Regions from separate parts of the Homo sapiens genome. Here region 2 is linked to region 1. The links are chromatin contacts, found by Hi-C or POLR2A ChIA-PET in ENCODE. All regions are on one chromosome and are shown on one strand. The core of a region is the stretch at or near the end of the contact, and the rest is flanking DNA. Distances in the headings are between cores, read along the strand shown. Region 1 has its middle 120 kb from the start of NCOR2. Region 2 has its middle 7.1 kb from the start of UBC.

Region 1 (6,189 bases), core at 979-3,478:
GGGGCCAAAGCACCGCCAGAGCCCGGGAGCAGTGCCCAGAAGCGAGGTGAAAGTGCAGGCAGTTAGGAGCAAACTGGAGAGAAGGGACACAGAAGCGTCATTGAGAGGCCCGGAGCGTGTGGGGGTGGAATCCTGACAGTACTCCTCACACTGCCCGGGTTGCAGGTTGCTATTTTAGGGTTTATTGCCTACAAACTTCAACTCCACAACAAACCCATCTGACCAGTGGAGTTGCCCTTGTTTTACATGTGGAAGGCCAGTGGTTTGGCCAAAGCGACAGGGCTTGGGGCAGGGATCCAAATGTCTAGGCTCCAGGTCAGCTTTTCACTGCCCTTGCGGCGTGGTGGCTGCGTGCAGGGCCCGGAGGAGAGGGTGCTGACTTGCACAGGAGGCCATGAGCGGCTCCAGGGCCTGGGGCACCCGGAGCAGGTTGTAGCATTCAGGATGCCTGGGGTAGCAAGTTAGAGAAAAATCCCAATTCCAACTGCTTTCATGATGAACATGGATTCTCCCCATGAGAGGAGGTCCCGGAGCAAAGGAGCTGCAGGGCTGGGTGACTCAGCAGCTCATTGGTGGCATCTGCACCAGGCGCTTCCTCCTCTCTCTTCTGCCACCCCTCAGTGTTGGGACTCCCTTCATGGCCTCAAGATGGCTGCAGCAGATCTGGTCATCACATCCCAACAAGACAGAGTGCAGTCAAAGATAAGGCAGCCATCTCTTCCCCCCTTTTTGTTTTTTGTTTGTTTGTCTGTTTTGTTTTGTTTTGTTTTGTTTTTGAGACAGAGTCTTGCTCTGTCGCCCAGGCTGGAGGGCAGTGGCTCAATCTCGGCTCACGGCAACCTCCACCTCCTCAGCCTCCCTGCCTTCTCCTGCCTCAGCCTCCTGAGTAGCTGGGATTACAGGTGTGCACCACCACGCCCAGCTAATTTTTATATTTTTAGTAGAGGGGGGGGTTTCACCATGTTGCCCAGACTGGACTCGAACTTCTGACCTCAGGCAATGCGCTCAGCTCAACCTCCCAAAGTGCTGGGATTACAGGCGTGAGCCCCCGCACCCTGCCTGGTTCTCTCTTTTTTAAAAGCAGGTAGGCTGGGCATGGTGGCTCAGACCTGTAATCCCAGCACTTTGGGAGGCCAAGAAGGATGGATCGCTTGAACCCAGAAGTTCAAGATCAATCTGGGCAACATGGCGAAACCCCTCTCTACCAAAAGCGATACAAAAATTAGCCAGGAATGGTGCCACATACCTGTAGTCCCAGCTACTGGGGAGACCCTATCTTAGAAAAAAATAAATAAATAGGTAAGAGCAGGTAAGCATTCCCTGTAAATCCCCCAGCACAGTCCCCTCCACGCCACAGTGGCTAGGGTTAGGCCACGTGAATATCTAGGAAGGGGGATGGGGTGGCCATGACGCTTAGCCCAGGGTCAGCAAACGGTGGTTCACGGGCCCCAAGCCTGTTTGTTTTTGTAAATAAAGATTGATTGGTGCCCAGCCACATCCTTTTTTTTTTTTTTTTTTTTTTTGAGATTGAGTCTCGCTCTTTTGCCAGGCTGGAGGGCAGTGGCGTGATCTTGGCTCACTGCAACCTCTGCCTCGTATGTTCAAGCGATTCTCCTGCCTCAGCGTCCTGAGTGGCTGGGATTACAGGCACAAACAACCATGCCCAGCTAATTTTTAATTTTTTTGTAGAGATGAGGATCTTGCTATGTTACCAAGGCTGGTCTTGAACTCCTGGGCTCAAGCGATCCTCCTGCCTCAGCCTCCCAAGCTGCACACCCTTTTTTTTAATATCGTCTGTGGTTGCTTTTGTGTGACAAAAGCAGAACTGAGGAGTTACCGCAGAGACGCCCAAGAAGCCTAGAAGAGTGACTCAACCCTTTACAGAGAAAGAGTTTGCTGACCCCTGGCTAGACTAACCGGGATCTACCCCTGACCCGGATTGAGTCATTTCCCCTGAGGGATGAATGAACACTATGACAGTCTGTGAGCCCCATAGAAGTGGGGGTGGGGGCTGGCCTGGCCGCTGCCAGTCGTCCTTCAAAGCTTTGCTACTCAAAGCGTAGCCCCCAGGCCAGCAGCATCCGCCGGGCATGGGAGCCAGGTCTTGGGTCCCACCCCAGACCTATGAAATCAGAACCTGCATCCTAACCAGACCCCCAGGGAACGTCACCCACTAAATGCAGCGCGTTTGCTTCTCAGGCTGTTGTAACAAGGTACCACGAAGCGGGTGGCTTAAAACCACAGGTCTGGAGGCCAGAAGCCTGCAATCCAGGTGCCAGCAGGGCCCTGCTCCCTCCAAAGCCCCTGGGGCAGGATTCTTCCCTGCCTCTTCCAGCTCCTGGTGGCTCTTGCGACCCTTGGCCTTCCTGGCTTTGCAGATCGGTCACTCCAGCCTTTCCTCTGCCTCCACGTTGTTTGTGCGTATCTCCCCTTTTCCTGTGAGGGCTTCAGTCATCTTGGACGCGAGTCCACCCTGATGACCTCATCTCAGCTTGATCACATCTGCAAAGATCCTATTTCCAAATAAAGTCACATCCACAGCTGCCAGGGGTTAGGACCCGGACATGTGTTTTCGGGAAACACAACCCCACCTGTGACCTGTGAGTAGTCCCAACACACACCACACATGGGTGAACTGCGACATACGTGCTTGTGCTTTTGGGAAGGACAGGGCTGGGGGAGGGGCAGCTCCAGCTTCCCTGCCTTCTCAGGCTCCCAGAGCTGCCCTCCTGGGAAACAGCACGCTGGAAGCTTCATGAACATAGCTGGCCTCAGGCTGGCTCAGGGAGGTCATCTCTACCCCTCATCTCCCACCAGGCCTGAGCTGCTCCTGGGCCTCCCGGGTTGAACCGTGAGTGCCCTCAGCAGGTCTGGCACTGGGTGAGGCATGTCAGGCATCCCAGGTGCCCCTCTGCACTGGCACCCTGAGAGGGCTTGCCTTCTAACATTCGGTACCCTGAGCCCAGCACTGGGGCTCAGCCCACTTCTCATCTCCAAACCCTGCTCCGGGCCTGTGCTCCCCAGCTGTGGCCAAGTGACAGGTGGGCCCAGCTCCTGCACTGGCCGCATGAACAGAAGCACCGTCTTCTCAGTGAAATTAATAAATGCCCAGCAAGTGCACCCTGAGCAAACTTCCTTGCTTTGCACATAACTGGTGCTTAAAACTCACGTGCTCGGTGTACGAGGAAGTAAATGCCGGAAATCCAGATTCCCTACAGCGACTGACAAGGCCCAGCGTGATCTAGCCCACCCTCCTTACCAACCTTGTTCCCACCGTTTTCCTCCTAAACCTCTAGTTTCCAGCTCCATGCCAAGCCCACTACGGCCCCAGGGCATTTGCACCTGCTGTGCCCTCTGCTGGAAGGCTCCTCCCCACACACAAGCCCATGGCTGGTTCTCTAACTCGATTTCGATTTCTGTACAGATGATGTTACCTCTTCAGAGGTAAGCCCCACCCCCTCACCTCCTCACTTTCTATCAAATCAAACAATTTTAACAACTGCGTAGAACTCACAACTGCCTCCAATCCTCATGTTCATTTATTTATCTACCTGCCACGTCCTGAGTGTCTAGAATGGTGCCGGGCACACAGTAGGTGCGCAGTAAAAACATGCTACTGAACTGAGAGAGTCCTCTCCTCCATCCCCATCAGGCTGAGCTCTTAGTAAACACTCAGGAGCCTCCAGGCCCCTGTATTAAAGGCCTGACAAGCCTCGCCCTGCTGCGGAATTTTACAGATGGGGCTGTTTCTTTGTGTGTCAACAGAGTGCTTAATCTCTGCTCATAATGCCAGGCAGGAAGGAGCCTGCTTTGCTGAGGAACTTCTGTCTCAAAGCCGCCAGGTAACATGAGTGGGGCCTCTGGGGTCGGGAGCAGCATGTCTCCCCATCCTGGCCTTGATAAATGTCCAGGGGCCCTTCCAGCCTCCGCCAGGCAGCTGCCTCTGACCACAGCCTCCTCCGCAGAGCTGAGCTACCCACGTGTGCTCACTTCTAAACTGCAAGCCGGCCCCTGAGGGGGTGTGTGAGGAGTCAGGGTCTTAAAAACTTCCTGCATATTTTCCCTTCAGAAATAGCATCCTTAACTTTCTTTTTTTTTTCCTTATTAAAAATGTACTCATGTAATCCACATGCACTGGCTGTGAGAAATTCCAAAATGTCTTTTGGAGAGAGATCCTTGCCCCCTGAGGCTGTCCCCATTGCACAGATGATAAGCACAGTCAACGAGGCTGGGCGCCCGTACTTCCCAAACTTTGTGGGGCCCACAGCAACCCTCTGAGGCTTTTACTTTTATCATCCCCATTCCACAGACAGGGAAACTGAGACTCGGAGAGGGACAGGGCCAGCAGCCAGCACATGTTGGAGGGAGGTCAATCCACTGTGGCTTTGAGCAGAGTGGTCGCAGGACTACTATGCCATATCCCACCTCTTTGTAGAAGAGTTCTTGATTTCATTTTTAAATTTTTGTGTTGTTGTTTCTATTTTGTACCATTTTCTGTGTATCGTTCTGTGACTTGCTTTTTTCATTTAACATGTCTGAGACATCAATTCATGCTGGACACACATAAGTCACCTCATTTTTTTTTTTTTTGAGATGGAGTCTTGCTCTGTCACCTAGGCTGGAGTGCAATGACAGGATCTCAGCTCACTGCAACCTCTGTCTCCCAGGTTCAAGTGATTCTCCTGCCTCAGCCTCCTGAGTAGCTGGGACTACAGGCACACGCCACCATGCCTGGCTAATTTTTGTATTTTTGGTAGAGACAGGGTTTCCCCATGTTGGCCAGGCTGGTCTCGAACTTTTGACCTCAAGTGATCCGCCCTAGCCTTCCACAGTGCTGGGATTACAGGCGTGATCCACCGTGCCCAGCCAGTCACCTCATTCTTTTTAACGCCTGTTTCATAGCCCCTGACACACAGCACAGAGCCATTATAATTGTTGGAGTCAAAACGGTTCATATCTGATCATCTTGTATTCTCCGGACGTAATTCATTTTAATGTGCACTACAGTCTCTATGCGATGCAGTGAGCACTTTTGGGAAAACCAGTCGGACCTGGACTGGTTGGTCAGGAGAAGGTCTGAAGTGCCCTGTCAGGCCAAGTCTGAGACTGTGGTAGTAGAGGAAGTGAAAGCAGGCTCCAGCACTGAGGTCCAGAATGTTCCCAGCTCCAACGAGGCCATGAAGATAAAGCACTTCTTTTGTTGGCCATCTGCATATCCAAGAACTCCAGAGTATCCAACCTTCAAAGCACTGTGGCTCATTCCCTGAACAACGGTGCCAGGTAATTCACAAAGCAACCCTCTGCACACCACAGTTTGCTCCAGTCTCCAAAGCAAGTCCTACTCAGAGTCTCCCCCGAGCAGACGAAGAGAAGCCAGACCTCTCTCCACTTCAGGCAGTGGATGCTTTTTGGGGGCTGGCATAAAGGGAGTAAGGAGGGCATGAGTTTTCACAAAGTCAAAATGAAACTGCTAACAACACGGCTCTGTCTCCCAAGAGTGACTCACCCAGTGAAAACCAGAATATTGTTCCGAGTGTCAAAATCTGCAGAACAGCCTCCAGGATTTGGGTCTTATCCAGCTTAAATGAGCCAAAACACTCCTGCATCTTCCTGGGGTTCCTGGTGAAGGGCGTGTTGTCTTTTCCCTTTAGCCCTTGTTTTGGAAAGCTCTGAAGAGGCACCCAGGAGGTCAGCAGACAGCAGCCTAGCCGCTTCCTTCTCCAGGACAGCATTCGGGCAGCTTTGAAATGCCTCCCAGCGCTCGCCTTCTGCAATCCCCAAACTTATGCTGCTGGCATGCTGGCTGCCACAGAGCGCAGAGAACACCAGGACCCCGGTGGGAGGCAGAAAAAATATTCCTTAGGAGAATCATCACCCCACCTCGCGCTGGAGGGCCAGGCACGGCAGAGTTTATCATCATCAGGAGCGAGTTAACTTCGAACAGGGGAGAAATGCTTTTAGAGTAATTGTATTAGCCCTGGATTCCAGAATGCCTTTTCCATTCTTTTAAGGAACATTCTGTGCATCCTTGTGCCCTCCGTAGAGCAGGGGGAGACTGACGGGTTTGTAGGTGGAGAAAAACGTGAGACATTTTTAGCTCCCGGTTTTATTCATGAGAAAATTTGCCAGGTGATCCTGGAGCGTGACAGCTTGTCTTGTGGAGTTTGCCAGGGCGCCATGGTGCTCCTG
Region 2 (6,189 bases), core at 1,218-3,717, 230 kb after region 1:
CACTGGGCCCCACAGAAGGGGGTGAGGTTTGGCTCCAGGTTTGGGGGATATAGCTAAGGAAGGATGTCAGCTCTGGGCCAAAGACAGGAATGACCTATCAGATCCCCCAGGGAAGGAGCAGGACCCTGGAGCATTAATATCTGCGGCACACAATTGTGATTTCTCCGCGTTGCAATTTCCTTTCACTACCCCCATGTCTAGCTGTCCTAAGGAAAGAGCCAGATCCCTGAGGCAACCCAGAGAAGCCAAGTCTAAGATGTCAGAGGTCATGGGCAGAATCTCCCAAGGCAGCCAGCTGGCTGAGTGACAAATGACAACAAGCACAGATTTGTGAAGAGTGCAAGCATTCTTCAGAAACTCCCAAAAATACCAGTGAGGAGAAACTGGTAAGTGGACTTCCTCGAGGAGTCACGCACAGTGCAGAACAGACCACTGTCCCACGTGCTTGCAGGGACACGCTGGCCTCTAAACACTGGCCCACACAGCGCTGAGTCACACTTGCCCCTCCCTCTTGCCTACGGTCACTCCCCAGCCACAGTTGATGCTAACGAGCTTCGCCCTTCACTCCCGGGAGTTCGGCAGCTTTTGCACATTTTAAGATCAACTGAGAGTTTATAAATATGCCCCGTTTTTCTATGACCATCGCTATGGGAAGAGATGAATGTGTTCTAACCTGTTTCCCATCAAAACTTGTGTTCTAACCCCAAAAGGAAAAGCAGCAATAAAAACAACCAAAACATTTTTTAAAAATAGGTTCTATAGTTTCAAAAACAATAAAAAGAATAAGAGCCAAGCCTGGAGGTGCGCGCCTGTAGTCCCAGCTACTTAGGAGGCTGAGGCAAGAGGATGGCTTCAGCTGGGGAGGTTGAGGCTGCAGTGAGCTGTGATCACACCACTGCACTCCAGCCTGGGCGACAGAGGGAGACACCGTTTGTAAAAAAAAAAAAATTTTTTTTTTTGAGATGGAGTCTCCCTCTGTCACCCAGGCTGGAGTGCAGTGGCGCAGTCTCGGCTCACTGCAACCTCCGCCTCCTGAGTTCAAGCGTTTCTCCTGCCTCAACCTCCCGAGTAGCTGGGATTACAGGTGCATACCACCACGCCTGGCTAATTTTTGTTTTGTTTTGTTTCGTTTGTTTGTTTTTTTGAGACGGAGTCTCTCTCTGTCTCCCAGGCTGGAGTGCAGTGGTGCAATCTCGGCTCACTGCAAGCTCCGCCTTCCAGGTTCACGCCATTCTCCTGCCTCAGCCTCCCAGGTAGCTGGGACTACAGGCGCCCGCCACCACGCCCAGCTAATTTTTTTTTTTTTTTTTTTTGTATTTTTAGTAGAGACGGGGTTTCACCGTGTTAGCCAGGATGGTCTCAATCTCCTGAGCTCATGATCCGCCTGCCTTGGCCTCCCAAAGTGCTGGGATTACAGGCGTGAGCCACCACTCCCGGCCTCCTCCAGCCCCATCTCTTCACATGCTTTTCCCACCTCAGTTATGCTGGTCTCCTTTCTGTTCCTCAAATATGCCCAAGTCTTCCAGCCCCAGGGCCCCCGTGCTATTTCCTGCCTCTCCACCTTCTGCAAAGCTAAGGCCCATCTTCCAGGTCTCACATAAATACTGTCTTTCCCGAAAGCCTCTTCCAACCATCCACAAGCAGGATCCCAAACTCCTCCCATTCAACCTGACAGCCTCACATAGCTCCTGTCACCATGTGTAATTTTTGCTTACTAGCAGATCAAAGAACAGAAGCAAGCCGTTTGATTGTTTCTTTTTGTTTTGTTTTGTTTTTAGACAGAGTCTCACGAGCCTCCTTACAAAATAGAAAAGTCAATGGGATTTCAGGGAAAATGGATAATCTTCGTTGGGGGCAGTCAAGGAAGGCTTTGTGGAACCTTTGAATTAGATCTTGACATTATATCTTGACAGTACTTTGAATAAATACAAATAATGTTATTTTTTTGTTAAGACTCATGCAACCGCATCTATGTAAATGAATCCGTACATAGTATTCATTCGAGTGTGAAATCAGACTTTGGGATGCTTTAAAATTTAACAGTCAGGAACACTTACTCTATTTTATGGACTTAAATTTGTTGAGGTGGCAGGGAACAACTTGAGTGAAGGGTGGGACATGGCAGTGTGTATGTGGGGGAAAAAGGTGGCCAGCAGATAAGGGAAGCAGGGGACAGAGTATTTTGAGGGATTAGACCTGACCAGCTATAACAGGAAATAGAGGCTGTAGATTGAAGGATAGCTACAATGGATGTTATGGAGAAATTCCAACTGGGGTGGAAACATGTAGCTGCAAAATTGGAAGAGCAGCTTATTCTAGGCAGAAAAGAAGAAAGTAAAAGGCATCTGAGGGGACACTAAATTAATGCTTACTGATAAGTAAACAAGCCTCTGGAAGTAGAAAGGTAAAAGCATAAATTGCTTGGTCAACCACAACCGCTTGGGAGTGCTGCAGGCTTCATGACTAAACCAAAGTCTGTCCCTGAAGCTCCCTCTTCCGGCAGAAATAAATACTGCACACTAAGCTGGCTGACTCCTTTAATTAAAAGGTGCTTGCCAATCTCTAAACAGTATACCTGTATGGGAGTCATAATTGTAATATCTTGGTGAGGATTTTGTTGTGCTTTCAGGCAAACCATAAAAGGAACACTAATTTAAATAAATACAAACAATGTTATTTTATTCTTAAGATTCAGGCAACCACATCTATGTAAGTGAATCCTTACATGGTATTCATTCAAGTGTGAAACCAAACTTTGGGATGCTTTAAAATTTAACAATCAGGAACAAGACTCTGTTAAAAAAAAAAAAAAAGAAATGTTAGAACTCTGTCAAACTATAAAAATATAAAGTGAAATAGCACAGTGCAGACAGACTGTACAGACCAGTGTGCTACCTTTCATGTAAAGGGGAATTACATATATTATATATATGATTTTTTTATTATTTGTGTATATACAGTACTCACTGTATATGCATAAAGTCTGCAAGTACATGCTGGGGGGAAGGGGTGGATGGGAGACAAGGATGGAAGATTTTTTTGTTGTTTTTTTTTGGAGACCGAGTCTCGCTCTGTCACTCAGGCTGGAGGGCAGTGGCACCATCTCAGCTCACTGCAACCTCCACCTCCCAGGTTCAAGAGATTCTCCTGCCTCAGCCTCCCGAGTAGCTGGGACTACAGGCATGCATCACCACGCTCAGCTAATTTTTGTATTTTATTAGAGATGAGGTTTTGCTATATATATATATATATATATATATGAATATATGAATATATATATATGAATATATGAATATATATATATATATGAATATATGAATATATATATATTGGCCAGGCTGGTCTCGAACTCCTGCCCTCAGGTGATCTGCCCACCTCAGCCTCCCAAAGTGCTGGGATTACAGGTGTGAGTGGCCTGGAAGATTTTTTATTATATACTGTTTAAAAGTTTTTAAGTAGTTGAAACACATGAAGACATCACCTCAAAAAGTTATATTAACAATTCAAAAATATGCACATTAAGGATTAATTTTTTTGAAAAATTTAAAAATTGAGAAATATCATGGGACAGTAACACAGTAATCATGAAGAATTATAAAAATAAGTGCTGGCCGGGCGCAGTGGCTCAAGCCTATAATCCCAGCACTTTGGGAGGCCGAGGCGGGCAGATCACAAGGTCAGGAGATCAAGACCATCCTGGCTAACACAGTGAAACCCTGTCTCTACTAAAAATACAAAAAAAATTAGACGGGCTTTGTAGCGGGCGCCTGGAGTCCCAGCTACTCGGGAGACTGAGGCAGGAGAATGGTGTGAACCCGGGAGGTGGAGCTTGCAGTGAGCCGAGATCACGCCACTGCACTCCAGCATGGACAACAGAGCGAGACTCCGTCTCAAAAAAAATAAATAAATAAGTGCTAAGGCTGATTATTTTATTAGCCCTAAGAATCCAATTAAAATAGAAATCTTGTATTTATGCTATTCTTTCAAAATCTTTATGTAAAGCAAGCTTTTAATAGGATGTTATAAAAATAGATTTTGCTCCTTGTGTTCAAGTTTCTCCTCTTGAAATTGCACATTTTACATTTTTTAAAAAATTAAAATTAAAAAACAAAATAGTATGATAGTGTTAATTTGGCAGTTCCAACTTTAGTAACCTATCTTACAGAAATATGAATAGACAAAATAAAGATGTGTGAGGATGTACTTTGCAGCAGCATTATAATAGCAAAAACCTGGAAACAAATATTGATGGACAGGTTAAGTAAATCATAGGACATTCATACAATGGAATACTAGCAAAAATATTAAAAAGAATGAGGTAGATCTAGATATGCTAGTATGGAAAGATGTCCATAATTATCTAGTTCCCCACCTCAAAAAAAAAAAAAAAACCTGAGAATCATTATACTGAGAATGGTCCAATTTGTGTCTGTATGTACATAATATGTACATAACAAATATAGTATATTTTTACACAGGGGAAAAGTCCAAAAGAATATCAACCTGTAAAAAGTAGTTATCCCAGCTGGGCGCGGTTGCTCATGCCTGTAATCCCAGCACTTTGGGAGGCAGAGGCAGGCGGATCACAAGGTCAGGAGATCGAGACCATCCTGGCTAACACAGTGAAACCCTGTCTCTACTAAAAATACAAAAAATTAGCCAGGTATGGCGACGTGCGCCTGTAGTCCCAGTTGTTGGGGAGGCTGAGGCAGGAGAATAGCGTGAACCAGGGAGGCGGAGCTTGCAGTGAGCCGAGATCGCGCCACTGCACTCCAGCCTGGGCGACACAGCGAGACTCCATCTCAAAAAGAAAAAGTAGTTAGTTATCCCTGGAAAGTAAAATTGAGTAGGAACTTAAATGGGTTACTATCACCTTTGACTTTATAAACCTGCACACAAACACACAAAATGTGTATGTATTTAATTACAAACAGTAAGAGACCTGGCATGGTGCCTCACACCTGTAATCTCAGCACTTTGGGAGGCAGAGGCAGGAGAATCACTTGAGGCCAGGAGTTTGAGACCAACCTAGGCAACAAGCGAAATCCAACCCCCCCTTTTTTTTTTCCTGAGACGGAGTCTTGCTCTTGTTGCCCAGGCTGGAATGCAGTTACACAATCTCGGCTCACTGCAACCTCCACATCCCGGGTTCCAGCGATTCTCCTGCCTCAGCCTTCCGAGTAGCTGGGATTACAGGCGCCTGCCAACACACCCAGCTATTTTTTTGTATATTTTGTAGAGATGGGATTTGCCATCCCTCCAACTCCTGACCTCAGGTGATCCGCCCACCTGGGCCTCCCAAAGTGCTGGGATTACAGGCGTGAGCCACCGCACCCGGCCTGAAATCCCCTATTTTTAAAAAAGGTAAATAAACGTATTTTTTTTCTCTGGGAGTGACCATACGTGGAAATTTCACTTTCTACATCACTAATTTTATGAATGTGCTTATGTTGCTCTATACTGCTTTTCAAAACTTTTCTAGTACCTATGCTTGTAATTCGGAATTTCTCACTGAACTTGATAGAAGCACTTTAGTTCAAGGGGCCAAGTGTTCTTCAGTGAGTTTTCAAGTGAGCATCCTCACCTCTACAACATTCACACAGCTTTATTAAATAGACTAATGTTCGCTCACACCAAGATCCTGCCGGCTCTGCACAACGCTGTTAACACCAATGTGACCCAGTTCCATCCCACATCTTCAACAGCTTTAGCAGCCATGGCCTTTCTTGTACTTGACTTGATGCAGCTTTGAAGTTTTCAAAAAGCACCTTACACAGATTTATCAATGTTACAATGCCTGACACCAAGTGTACATCTTTAACACTATTCAAGGTATTTTTTCCTTACACTAAGGTCATCCAGATTTTAATGGTAACTAAAATTACACAGAAAGTTGCATACTAACTGGAAGTGATCGCCTGTCTAGTAGTGGTTGAGTTTGTTGGGTTCTTGTAACGTTTCCTGATTCACATGCTCACTTGCATGGGAGGGTCATGGAAATTATACATTGGATGCACTCATAATGAAAACTCACAATGGATTTCCTTAAGATTTATGAATTTCTCAAATTTTAGTCCAGTAACCCTAACCCTAAAGCTAAAACTGGTTTAAGCCACCCTCAGTTGCTTTACAATTGCTAGGGACATGAAACTATCCCACAGCAGCTGTTCATGAATCCCCTAAAACTTT

The links. A loop is a pair of places that touch in the nucleus more often than their neighbours do. ChIA-PET counts read pairs that join two places held with the same protein, here RNA polymerase II (POLR2A). Pooled maps may share reads with other maps.
Region 2: a map with no recorded cell type shows a loop between it and region 1 (5-fold over the local background). The contact joins two enhancer-like sites. A Hi-C loop is called at or near these places in 1 of 37 single-sample maps with no recorded cell type and 2 of 50 pooled maps. POLR2A ChIA-PET finds 5 or more read pairs at or near these places in 3 of 52 experiments (A549, H1 and MCF 10A).

What each region holds. Positions count from the first base shown.
Region 1 is chr12:124,679,628-124,685,816 of GRCh38, forward strand. No RefSeq gene overlaps it. Among named protein-coding and RNA genes, the nearest start is that of NCOR2, 120 kb to the left of the region's middle. RefSeq lists enhancers at 1,725-1,794, 1,985-2,054, 5,181-5,725, 5,726-6,189. Within about 2 kb of position 2,229, at least 22 of the 41 ENCODE cell types and tissues checked have a DNase peak (open chromatin) inside an H3K27ac peak, as active enhancers do.
Region 2 is chr12:124,904,469-124,910,657 of GRCh38, forward strand. No RefSeq gene overlaps it. Among named protein-coding and RNA genes, the nearest start is that of UBC, 7.1 kb to the right of the region's middle. RefSeq lists a silencer at 4,995-5,289. Within about 2 kb of position 2,468, at least 7 of the 41 ENCODE cell types and tissues checked have a DNase peak (open chromatin) inside an H3K27ac peak, as active enhancers do.